Regions from separate parts of the Homo sapiens genome. Here region 1 is linked to region 2. The links are chromatin contacts, found by Hi-C or POLR2A ChIA-PET in ENCODE. All regions are on one chromosome and are shown on one strand. The core of a region is the stretch at or near the end of the contact, and the rest is flanking DNA. Distances in the headings are between cores, read along the strand shown. Region 1 has its middle 36 kb from the start of LINC01937. Region 2 has its middle 43 kb from the start of LINC01107.

Region 1 (6,544 bases), core at 1,061-3,560, 88 kb before region 2:
TCCTGTTGCTTCATGTGATAAGCAGTTTATGCATCTGTGTGCAGCCAAGGGGAAGCCTCAGGCCTTCAGAGCTTTTTCCTTGTGGTGCTGTTGTTTTTTGACCTAAGTGTTTGAAAGATCCCTTCTTCCTTGCAGCTTAAGTGTTTTATTGGTGTATGTCGAGGGATGTGTTTCTTTCTGTATTCTATTTCTGTTGATTTAGCAGGTGCTGGGGGAGCTTCTGCAGACCCATCTTGCTGCCCTGCTGTGTCTCTGAATATGGTTTTCATCCCGTGGAGTCTGGCTCTGCCTTGAGGACACCCATAGTTCAGACGTTCCCCCATATGCAGTATCCTTTTATTCTCCTCTTGTTTAAAATCCCATCCACCCTTTTGCCTCGTCCCTATGCATTCTGGAGGCCTCCGGGCTCCCACTCCACATCACGAGGGAGCTTCCCGAAGGACCTGTTTTGCCTTTGACAGGACTTTAAATTCTGGAGTGACTGTCTTTGACTTCAAAACCACATTTCCTCCTCACACCAGGCCCCCTTTGTGTCTCTTCCTGCCTCTTAGCAGTCCTTCCCGTATGTGTTTTCTTATTCCTTCTTTCATCTCTAGCTATGCTTGTATTTTCTGTTCTAGATAACCTCATCATGGTGCATGGGCATCCATCAGCCCTGAGCTACTCTTGACTCAGGCAGCTCATGAAGCCGATTTCGCACCTGCTCTCTGAACACTGAGGTCACACTGGTGAGTTTCCTTGCTAAGCCTACATGTGTCCTTTGCTCTCATGGAGTACCGCTCCCTGTGGCATGTCACGGTGCCCCTACCCAGACGTCGCAGAGAGAGACAGTTCCCTTGAGGACACTGCTGTTTGCCAGGGCTGCATAGGTGTCATGTGCCTGCCATGAAGGCACCACAGATCCGTGCAGTGGCACCATTTCCAGCTCAAGAAGTAGCCCATCCCACTGCCTGACAGCTATTAGTGCCATTGGCCCAAGATCACTTTAGCCTGGGGGCTGGTCACACAAGTTAGGGGGTCATTATTGTGAAAATTTTATCTATTATAGCTGAGATATAATAGACTGTATATATTATCTGTGTCCTCTCCTCTCACCCCATCCTCTCGGCTGAGGCTGAGGAGGGTGGCCGAGTGTAACAGAAAGTGTTCATCAGGAGATAGATGGGGCTGTGGAGGGAGAAAGGGCAGCCAGGGCAGAGACAGACAGACACCGAACCTCAGAAAACACCCATTCTTGAGGACAGCATCAGGGTAGGATTTGAGGTCAGGCCAGGCAGATGACCCCCTTTAGATCCCAGGACTCTGGGCTCCATGACAGCAAATCTGGCCACAGTGTGTGTGTTGGCAGTGGGTGTGGGGCAGGGGGCGCTGCTGATTGGCAAGGGCTCTTAGGAGTGTCTGGCTCCTACCCCCTGTTGGAAAATACAGTACACTTATGCATGCTTTGAAATTGAACATCTGTCCCCAATAATGTATGGCAATGGACATTTTCATTTTGAGTTAATGAAATTTCCATTTTTTAATAAAAAAATAGATAATGAATGAGACTGACAACATGAATGAAAACTCTCAGTTCTCGAAAACAAGCAGCCAATCTCATCACCAACAGAACTCAAGAGTGTTCAGGACACCTCTGCAATTCCTCTGAGCAAGGCCCACACTGCGAACCCAGCCCTGCTCAGTCCAGTGAGCTTGGAGATCTAGCCAGCAGCAGTGCCCAGCTGTGGGGTGATGGAGAGTCCGGGGCTCATGGAGAAGGTGGCCTTGGGAACACATGTGTTAGGGGCCGAGGATGCAGGTGCACACTACCAGGGAGGATGGGATTGCCTTTGTAAATTAGATCTTCCTATTGCAGGTTTGTGCAGCCTGGCCTCTAATTCCTAGGCCAGAAATTAACTCCAAATTCCAGACTCAGGTCTCCCTGCTGACCTGTGAATGTGAGTCAACTAAAATGGTAGAAATAAGATTCTTCTGGTTTCATGGAACGTCTTGCAAGACTGAAGGCCACTGCAGTCAACTTCTGACCTTGAGGGGTACTCTCAGCTCAGATTCTTTGTAATTAATCCTACTCAACTTTGGTAAAGTGATGACAACAGAACTTAGTTTATGATCTCATTTATCACCCTCCTTGTCACTAAAATACGAGATGCAAGTGCTCCACCCAAATATTTGAAGAAAAGCCAGCGAATGCAAAGTGTAAATTCCTTCCCAGCATCATTGGCTTGTGAACTTGTCAAGGGGTGGCTCTGAGTGCTGAGCTCCTTGCAACTGCCTCCTGGGATTTGCTTGTGAAGAAAGGAAGGGAACAGATTCAAGTCAGATTTTGCCTTGGGAGCCCATCTTGCTCTAGGCCAAATTAAATGCATGTATTCCATTAGTATGTGGTAAGAGATTAAAATTATGATAGAATTGGCTGGTCTACAGTCTTCTAGAACAAAAAACGGCAACTGTTTGCTTGTGGGAGGGAAGCATTTGTGAGTTTTTAAAAATCTGAAAATGAGAATAAACATTCATATGACTCATGGATTAGTCAGACCGTGTATGTTTTTCCCCAACTCCCTGGAGCAACTGACATAATCAAGGTGCTCATTGGCTAAGTTGACCTTCTCCTCACCCACACTACTGAAGTAGAATCTAGTTGCCTTTCCTTAGCCTCCACCCGCACAAGCGTCATCCTGGCTGTTCTAAGCAATGACAACAATGGACAAACATAGAGGATGAGGCAGACATTCAGAGTTGTGCAACTTAGTATTATGCCCTAGTTTGTGCAAGAGGGTCAAGTCTGGTGTTTCTGGGTAATTTCTCAAATATGTCTGGAAAATATTTTTTACACTTTTTTCCCCCAGATGGCAGAATTCGAACAACATGTGGAAGATTTATGAACAACATTTTGGGCTCAGTATAGGGAAAGACTTTCTAAAGAGAGTTGCCCACCCATGCCAAAGTCCATCTCGAATTATCCCAACTTGAAAGCATTTTCAGTGGGAGCTGAACAACAATCAGTCAGGGATGCTTTCAAGGGGTGGACTTCAGCAGTCACAGTTGGTGACCTGCCCATAGGCCCCCGCGGCCTCCAACTGGAGGTGCTTGCAGCTCTGTCTTAAGGCTTTCTCTGCAAGGAGGATCAAGCCAGAAATACCAGGGAGTTAAAGGCACCCCTGGGAACAACCCTCACCCAGTGACTGACAAGAGTTGGTGGGTAAAGACCCCAACTTTCTTACTCCTCAGGTTGGCCAACACTGATGCACATTCTATAATTGGCCGGAGGTCCCCCGTGGGATTGGGCCCAGCCCCCACAGCAGTCAATGATGCTCCTTCTTGCATTTTTCCGATCTTTCATTCTGCATTCACCCAACAGTGCTTCCTGGAATCACCCTCAAAATAATTACTTGTGCTCAAATCCTTGTCTCAGGGGCTGCTACTGGGGGAGCCCATCCTAAGAAAGGGGGTTTGTGCATTGGGTGGTTAGGTTGTGGGAGGAAAAAAAATGAATCTCACCCTCTGGAACCTTGAAATCTAAACCTAGGAAGAAGAAAAAGAAAGACAATTGATACTGGTTTGAAGATGAAGAGGCTGGAGTCAGGATCAACTGAGCAACCACTGACCATGCCCTGAGGACCAGGAAGAACTGAGGACCAGGAAGACGTGCCCCAGGTATGACGGACACTCAGAGAGTAGCCCTGCATTTCCCAGAGGAAATACATCCTGAATCCCAGAGATGATTGCAGGTGAAACTTCACAGCTACTTCTTACACCTCTGACTCAAGTTTGTTCTTTAATTTCCAAGGGCTTCCTATGCTATATCTATGTAAAGACAGTGAATGCACAGTAATGGTGGCATTGCAAATCAATGGGGAAAGCATGAGTTAGTTACTAAGTGGAGTTTAGGTACTAACATTTATAATTAATCTGTGTCTTAAACTAAAATCATTTCAATTGTGATTAACATATTAAATATTAAAGAAAAGATTATAAAACTCTTAAAATAGATGATAATCGAATATTTATATGACCATAGATGGGATGGAGAATTTCAAGGTGACCCCAAGGCAAAAACTGTAAGAGAAAAACTGATAGATAAGTCAACCTAAACATGTAAGACTTCTTTATGTCAACGATGAAATAAAAAGGGAAATGATGAAATGGAAACAATATAAATACAAATTGTTAATGGTCTTCATATAGAGATTGCATTTAAAATTCAATAAGCTATGGAATAAGGTGTGCTAAGCACACGAATATGCATACTATATAAAGTAGGGGAAAGTTTAATCTCATTAATAATTTTTTTAAATGACATGTTTTCCTACGATAAAGGAAAGGTCTATGAAATGTAGTGTCCCAGATTGGTGAAAAACGTGAGAAGGCAAATCAATACTATCCTGAAGACTAGGTAGACATGAAAATTATTCTGAACTGAAGACTGGCAATACACACATGCAGTAGAAGCTCCAAAAATAGGCCCTTTAGCCCAAGGGTCCGCAGTCCCTGGGCCATGGAGCAGTACTGGTCCACAGCCTGTTAGGAACCTGGCTGCACAGCAGGAGGTGAGTGGTGGGCTAGCGGCGCTCCGCCTACTGTCAGATCAGCAGTGGCATTCAATTCTCATAGGAGTGCAAACCCTATTGTGAACTACACATGTGAGGGATCTAGGTTGCAAGCTCCTTATGAGAATCTAATAATAAATGTAATGCACTTGAATCATCCCAAAACCATCCCCCAGCCCCATCTGTGGAAAAATTGTCTTCCACAAAACCGGTCCCTGGTCCCAAAAAGGTTGGGGACTGCTGCTTTAGCCCATGAAGTGGCCCATTCTACTTCTAGAAATTCAATACTCTTTTTCTCCAAATGTAAGCCATGTCCAAAAAATATATCACAAAAGATGTTAATAACAAAACTGTTTCTAAGGAGGAAGTATGAGAATAGAAACAACCATCTAGAAACATGAATTCAATTAAATAAAAATTTTACACAATAAGATAGTATGTAGCCATTAAAACAATGTTGAAGCAATGCATATATTGGTATTGAAAATGTTCATAAAATGTAGTTAGGTGAAATCATAAGTGAAACTTTTAGTGGGAAAGCATACTTAAACATAAATAGACTCTGAAAGCTACCAGCAGTTGCTTCTCAGTGAGTGGGATTATCATTGGTTTGGCTACTATATTTTCTGACTTCGGTAAAAATCTATTACTTTGGGGGTAAGAAAAATAAGTTCTGAAATTTCATTTTGAATAAAAATAATAACAATAAATCATCTATACATTCAACTAAGACAGTAAAAAAAGGGGACAAATATTTCTAATTTGAAAATACAAAAGGAAGGAAATAATACAGAATAAAAAATAAATCAAGAAATTATGAAAAAGAACAGTGCCATTAATAAATAAAACCATGTGCTCTCTGAAACAGCAATAAATAGACAAAAAAGAAGAATAAAAATATGCATGTGCACTATTATCTCAATTATGTTTAAAAGCATAGAAAATACTCAGAAGAAAACATGCAAGATATTAAATGCCACATCTGGTCATTGCACTCATATATTTTTTCTGTAATTTTATATTTTATTTTCCAAATATTCTACAATGACCATGAATTCATTTTGTAATCTTAAATTGATACTGGAAATAAGCATGAAGGAAAAACATGGAGTTTTAAGTGAAAACACTGACGGTGGAAATGATAGATGGCTAACATAGGCTAAGGTAAAACTTAACATCAGCACTGGCAGAACCACAGACGTAGGTAAGGCATATTCCTACTCTGACCTATGCCCTTGACTTGGAGTCCCCAGGATCTAGGTGTCTCCAGTGCCCCCCATATGGTTCAAGGCAGAATGGCACATGAAGCAAGGGATGGCAGAAGGGAGAAGGTAGAGCAGAAAGCATGGGGCTGTGCACAGCAGGACAAAAGGAAATCTGGACAAGTGGAAAGATCAGAAGGTACAAGTCCAGATTCCCAAATAAAGGAGTGATTATGGGCCCTGCTAAGGAAAGGATTAGGCTCCCAGGTGATAATCGTAAGCAGCTGCAAGGGGAAGCTGTAAAGAGTCAGAAGTAAGGCAAGAGCATCGACTGGACCCAACAACAAGGACAGTTGCAAGATGGGCAGCATGCTATAAGAAATGATGATGCCCTCAATGGAGGTAGAAAGTGCACTTCGCTCTTCAAGTTGTTTTTTATAAATGTATGTGTTTAAAGTTCCTGTCCTTTTCATTAACTTGTTAATTTCTATAATTAAGTGTTCGTTCAAGTTGCAAGTTATTTAGTTATTTGTATATTAAAAGGTTATAGGTATGTTAAATCAAACATTCCAGGGTTTTTCAAAGCACAGTGATCAAACTGTTGGATTTGAAACTGTGTTGGGTTTTACAATGTTGGACAAAATATTTTGGCAAGGCTGGAAAAATGGTCACTCTCATACATTGTAGATGAGAATGCAAAATGCAAATTCCCCTATGGAGAGGAATTTCAAAATACCTAGCAAAACTTCAAATTCATTTAACCCTTGACCCAGCAATTCCACTTCTAGAAATATA
Region 2 (6,449 bases), core at 3,154-5,653:
GTGATTTTCATTGTACCATAAGCTCAGTGTTACCAAACCCATTTGGAGTGATGCACTGACTGAAACTGCTCCTCAAGGAGAAAGGACTAACACCGGCTTCCAAACGGAGGCTTTGCTATGTGAGTCTTGGCTTCTTGGCTTTCCCCATGAAGAACTTCCTGTCGGCCCACAGACAGCAAGTGAGCTGCGGGAAAGCGCTGGCTGCTAGCCTCCTCCTTCCGCACTGGACCAGGGGCAGGGGCTCCTCTCAGAGACCAACCAGAGCAAAGCAGCTTGCAGGGCAAGGCCCAAAGGAGGATCAGAGGCCCAAAGGAGGAGCAGAACCCAGAAGCAGAAGTCAGACCACGGGCGGGTAGGGACAGGTGAGCTGGGGATAGAACCACTGATCTGAGGCCCGAGGGGCAGTAACCACGTGGGCCTGATCCAGGAGGGTCCCTAGAACCGGCGCTGTGGTTGCTGGCTGGTTTTCCTTGGAGGCTGGGGCACGATGCAAGAGCAGTGAGTCTGAGTCTAACATGTTAGGGATGGGCAGGCAGCCCCAAGATTGCAGCACGGAGTGGCCAGAACATACCCCTGGAGGTGCCTGTGCAACCCTTCTCCACAGTGGGGTAGCGCACAGCCTGCTCTCCACTGAACGGGACTCCTCCTTATTCCTTCCTACACTAATTCACCTGTCTTCCCACCCTCCATGGGGTAAGCGCTGGGGGCACGGTGCTGGGTGCTGGGTGCTGGGGACAGGTGTGGGCTGGGCTCTGAGTTAGGACGAGCCACTGTCCCATTTGAGAGTCTCCAGCCCCATCATGTTCAATCCCAGCTCAGCGGATTTTCACACCCAAATCACTGCCTCCTGCCCCCAAATCTGGAACTACCAGTTTAAAAAAAAAAAAAAAAAAAAAAAGTCTGTGAGATGGACGTGGCACTGAGGAGGGGAAGTAAGCCAGGAACCACACAGGGGACCAGGCGGGCGCCAGGCCCACCCAGTATCGCCACCCGGGGACGGCTTTAGCCACCCGAGCCTCCAGCGTGGGGGGAGCGTTCATTCTCTGAGGTCGTCATGAGGCTCAAAGGGAAGTGAACATACAGTGTTCTCAAGGTGTTACATTTCTAAAGTCATCTCAAGAGACAGCCAAGCAGAAGGCGAGAGGAAGGAAAAGGCGGTGTCCACACCTGCCGATGGACTCGGGGAAACGTGGACCCTCCGCGGTGTCCCAGGGACCCCAAGCTCCATGTTCCCCAGCAAGGCCTGGGTGACACCACCTCTATTTGGGCCAAGGTGAGACCACTATGGTGGGACCACTCCCGCAGCCCCTGGGACAGGACGGGACGCCCCAACAGGGAGCCCCTCCCCACCCACGTCCCGCCACCTCCTCCCAGCTTCCCAGCGCCCTCCCCAGCATCTGGCGGCCTGCGGAGCCTCCCACTCCGAGGAGGTCTCCTCCATGGACTCCAGGCAGAGGAGGACGCTGTCCTGCATGCATCGCTCCCTTCAATGTCCCATGCCCAGGAGGCTGCGCCACATTCTTGGCAGGCGGGGCCTGCCTCATCCTGCTTTGCTGTACATGTGGGCCCCATTTGCAGGGGGCACCGCGCTGGGGTGGAGGAGATCCAGAGGGGTGGCTGTGGGACTGGCCTTAAACACTTCCACCTGAGAATGTGGAGGGAACACCCCCCAAGGCGATGAAAGGGACCAGAGAGCAGGACGCTACGCACCAGGAAAAGAGGAGTGGAGAAGCCCCCAGTGTGAGAAGGCAGGAGGGGGTCCTGCGGAGGCCGTCAGTGCCGCTGCTGAGCCTCGAGACCCCCAGCAGGAGGCATGTGGGGGACAGGAGAGCAGTGGGGTGCAGGGCCAGCCCACTGCACCTTCTTGCCACTCAGGGCTGGCAGCTACCAGGCTACCCCAAGGAGGCCAACCCCCAGGCTCTCATCGTGGCTGCTGCCCCAGCATCCGTGGCAGCCCATCGCTACAGCATTGGTGGGGACATCTGCAGGCTCTGCCAGCCTGGAGCCCTGCCCTGCAGCTGGTGAGGCACCCCCACAAGGTGCCAGAGACCACCTGGTCCAACCATCACTTCCCACACAAACAAACCAAGATGCAGGTGTTTAGTTAGGCATCAACTAGCTTGGGTTAGTATCCGTTGCCTCCGGCAGCTCTTCCTTTCCTGGTCTGAGGGGCTCCAGTGAGGGCTCCAAACAGCCCAGAGTCTTATTACTTGTATTTGAAAACAAATGCACAAAGCCGCGGGAAGGGCAAAGCCCTCCCAGCACTGGCTGTGCCTAGTCCCTGCAATCTGACCTCACTGCTCCAATGCCATTAGCTCCAGAACAACCCCTCTTCTCCAGCAGCAAGGACTTCAGGACTCCCGGGCAGACCCACGCGGGGCAGCACCCCTGCAGATCCAAGCCTCATGCACTCTCTTCCACACCTGGGCCCCTGAGGCTCCTCCACGGACTGCTGCGTTTCCTATTTCTTCCAAGACAAAATGGACCCATTCACCTTTTTCCCTCATGTCCCTCTCTCCCTTCTCCTCCCTGGTCCCACTAAAAGTGTGAGCTTCCAATGCTTCCTGGGTTTGAAAAGTTTCACATGATATCAGTACACAGAGACAGTTCATTTTGGTATTTGGGCTCTTGTCAAGGTTAAAAACCAAAAAATGGATTGACCCATCACTAGACAAAATCAGAATAGTCAAAGAGGTGACGTCATGGGGGAAATTCCTAACTCACGCATGCGCCATGGTCTGTCTCCTGGTCTTTGTCATTCACACGTTTTAGATGAGCATTTATTTACTATGCCCATAATCTGTGCTGGGCACCGTGGGCCCAGAGATCCCTGAGGCACAGACCCTGTCTCCAAACGCAGGAAAACACAGAGATCGTGAGAAAGAATTGCAGCTTTCGTGGCAGAGTACACGGCACGCCTGTGTGGGGGTAGGCAAGGGCCTCTGAGCCAGGACAGGGTAGAAGGGACAGTGGAGGGTCAGGAACACCTTCCAGAGGGGCTCACAGGGAAGGAGAGGGAGGGAATGACCAGGGGAGAAACAGAAAGGAACAAGGCCAACTCCAAAGGCCAGAGCCCCTGGACACAGCGGGGCACAGGAGGCAGACAGGCAGAGCCAGGGATGGGGGATCCCACGGGGAACTGAGAGCGGGCACAGGGTTCAAGCACAGGCATGGCAGAATGTGCTGTGCATTGTTTCAAGGTCCTCTCGGTGGCTGCATAAGGAATGGACTGACTCAGAGTGACAGGGTGACCCAGAGACCCAAGAAAAGCGGCAGCAGGAGAACAACCTGTGGCACTTAAGATGCCCAGAGCCATCCTGCGTGCTTTGCAAACATGAGCCCATGAAATGCTTGCCACCACGCAGTGGGGTGGGCACTGACATTGCCCCGATTTACAGAAAAGGCATCTGGGACACAGAGAAGTTGGCCTGCCGAGGTCTGGGAGTGACCCCGAAAATGGAGCAGGGCCTGAAACCAGGCAGTGGTGAAGGGGTAGGAAGACAAATTTGGTACAGAAACACTTAGGACTCAGTGCCCAACCAGGGGCAGGAATCTGGGAGAGGTCTGGGATGACCCCCAGGTCCCTGGTTGGGGTAACTGGAAGAGCTCAGGGCTGTAGGGAGAAGAGTCTATTTAAAGGGGAATGGAGGGGTCCCACTGGGGGCGGGACAATTTGGGAACATTAGTGGGATGTTGGGGGAGGATTAGATCTATAAGTCATGGACACCCAGGTCAGCCCCAAAGGGTAAATGTGTGGGGTGAGTAGAGAGCTAAGAAGCCACAGGAGACCCCACATCACTGAGTCCTCCTGCCTGATGGCCCCTCCAGGCCTTGGGACAACCTGCCCTAGGATTCCTGATTCCCAGTTGAGGGGAGAGAGGCCTGGGGAGAGGCAGAGCTCTTAGAGCCCGGGAGGACATTCTTGCTTCAAGGCTCAAGTAGGGGGATGAGAAGGAGGACCCTTGGCCGAGAAATTTCATGCAGTAAGGAGGGCTCAGAGTGGCTTATGCGGGAAAGAGGAAGTTCAAGAGCACCATAAAGGGTTAGAATTTCAGAGAGGAAAAGAACCTCTTAACACTTCCAATAGGTGATTTTCTCTTAAAAAAAAAAAAAAGAAAGAAAGAAAAAGTTTAAGAAGAAACTTTACAAAGGGAAAACGTAATGTTCAACCTCTGGGCAAATTCTAGCGGAAAAAGGGAGAGAGAGGGGTGGGTGGGAGGCTAACACAATTTATGGGCCCTCAGAGCCGCGCCAGCTTGAGGTGGCGGAGCCTCTTGGCCCGGGGCCTGCCTGCTGACTTGAGCTTTGAAAAACAACTTCCTGTCAATAAATGTGAACAAAAGTTTGGACCCATCTTCAAAGTGATGAGTTATGCTGAAAGTATGTTCCTGCAAACGGGGGGAATGGATTGTTCCTGGCGCTTTGGCATTCAAGAGAGTTTATAAATAACCACTCAGCTCTGCTCGGGTTATGCCTGCTGGGAGTGCCCAGTGCCAGCAAGCAGAGGGAGACCTGGGGAGCGGGGCAGCACTCCCTGGTAGGGCTGGCACAAAGTGCCCAGAGAAGCGCAAGTCACGTCTTGGCGTGGGAGTAGGGGGCTTCCCCAAGCCTCTGTTCAGGGCTGGGCAACCGGGGACCCCCTGGACCAGCTCTTCCATTTGCATTTTGGAGGGAAAAAAGGAAGGAATGGATTCTACATGTGGTTTCCATCGGCCCAGAAAAGTAAAAACATGTGTCAGCGTTTCTAGCAGAAATGGTCCTTGTTATTTTAATGAGAAAGACCATAATTAGGGACAACAGTGAAAAAGAAGCCATGGGTCCCCTTTGTGCCCTCCCCTCAACCGATGGGGAGCAGTCGCCCCAATGAACAGTCCTCCTGCCCTTAACCTGCTCCACCAGCACGGGAGGAAGGGAGAAAGCTGGGGACAGGCAAGTCCTCCAGCTCCAACAGTTCCATTCTCAGGGCTGAAGGTGCCGCCCAAGCAGCTCATTTGTCAGCGTTTAAACATCATTACAACGTTAACGGCCTCTCTGATGCCAAAGAGTTGGCTTTGCACGCCTATAAATTAGAGTACATCAAACCAGAGTTTATTGAGTCTTGGCCAATCAGAAGTAAAACTTCCATAACTTTTTACAATTCTCTACATTCTTCCAATTATATTAAAATATTTATTTGCACCCTGCATGATATATATAAACGTTTTATTAAGAACATTTGAAACCTGGTTCTTTAAACAGAAAAAAGATCCACTCCATGCTGGCAGAGGTCCGGCCAGTATGTGCTGTGTCCAGTTGGTTTCATGGAGGGAAACAGCTCTGATTGGATTTTCGAGGGATTAGCAAGAAGGAGTGGCAGAGCACGAAGCTGGCTCCCAATTCATGGCTGCGCCTCCCTTAGCAAATCCCCTGCATTTGGTCGTGACACCAATGAGGAGCAGGTCCCTGTTTTGTCTCTGCCTGGGCTGGCCTGTCTGGAACAGTCTTCTAGGGTCACAGTGCACGTCTGCCTCTGGGCAGCTGCCTGACCCAGGCCTCCACGAGAGCAGGGAAGAGGCACAGAGACGTTCCATGATGGCTGGGTGAAGAAGCAGGCAGTCGGGGTGAGTTAGGTTAAAACCCAAAGCCCCTTCTGCCCGGCCCTTTCCTGGCTGTGTGCTGTGGGGCCTGGACTCCCCCTCTCTGAAGCTCAGTTTCCTGTCTCTAAAGTGGGTGTCACAATGACAGCCGCCACCATTCCTCCACTACCACAAGAATCATAGGTGGTGACCTGCCTCATATTCCCGAAACGTCTCTGCGCGGCAACATCCTCCTTTGAGCCTCGTCTCATCCCATCGTTGCCTCCTCCTGAAGGTCCTTCTGCTGCTGACACATCAAGTGCATGGGGACATCCGTAGCACGTGGCCAGCCAGGAGGACACTGAGGCCTGCCTGAGGCCCTATCTGTGGGTGTGATCATAACGCCACCAAGAACAGCTCTTGTGCTTACAGGGTGCTAAGTCCTGACCATCTCAGGACATCCTTCACACTGCCCTACAAGGTAGGGACTCTCGCTGCAGATGAGGGAGGTATCTCTCAGTGGGGTAAAGGGTTTGGCCAAGGCGGTACAGGTCGCCCTCAGGCTGGCCAGCGCGTAGCACTCCACAGCCACAGCAGACAGCATCACAATGAACTACTCAGGAGCAGGAGGGCAGGCTCAGGTCCCAGGAAGAGGAGTGTGGCCACAAGCAAGATTACCCGCCTGGCCTGGAAGGGACAACCGAGCAGAATTTGAAATAAGCAGCAGGGAAGAGATTCTGGTTTCTGTGGGGCCCTCATCAGAAACCCCATAGGGCCCTTCACCAGAAACCCTCTGCCTGCAGAGACCACCTGCAGATGGGGGCCTCAGCTGCCTGCAGTTGCCCAGGGCATGGAAGCACAAAGCTCATTTCTGTTACCACATCACTAACTGTA

The links. A loop is a pair of places that touch in the nucleus more often than their neighbours do. ChIA-PET counts read pairs that join two places held with the same protein, here RNA polymerase II (POLR2A). Pooled maps may share reads with other maps.
Region 1: a loop to region 2 is called in a map of ascending aorta, with 4 times the contacts of the local background. The contact joins two enhancer-like sites. A Hi-C loop is called at or near these places in 3 of 168 maps with a recorded cell type or tissue (PC-9, ascending aorta and prostate gland) and 9 of 50 pooled maps. POLR2A ChIA-PET finds 5 or more read pairs at or near these places in 1 of 52 experiments (MCF 10A).

What each region holds. Positions count from the first base shown.
Region 1 is chr2:238,680,722-238,687,265 of GRCh38, reverse strand. No RefSeq gene overlaps it. Among named protein-coding and RNA genes, the nearest start is that of LINC01937, 36 kb to the left of the region's middle. RefSeq lists an enhancer at 2,245-3,444. Within about 2 kb of position 2,310, at least 7 of the 41 ENCODE cell types and tissues checked have a DNase peak (open chromatin) inside an H3K27ac peak, as active enhancers do; they include ascending aorta, where a contact is called at or near this core.
Region 2 is chr2:238,595,250-238,601,698 of GRCh38, reverse strand. No RefSeq gene overlaps it. Among named protein-coding and RNA genes, the nearest start is that of LINC01107, 43 kb to the right of the region's middle. RefSeq lists an enhancer at 1,348-1,863. Within about 2 kb of position 4,403, at least 18 of the 41 ENCODE cell types and tissues checked have a DNase peak (open chromatin) inside an H3K27ac peak, as active enhancers do; they include ascending aorta, where a contact is called at or near this core.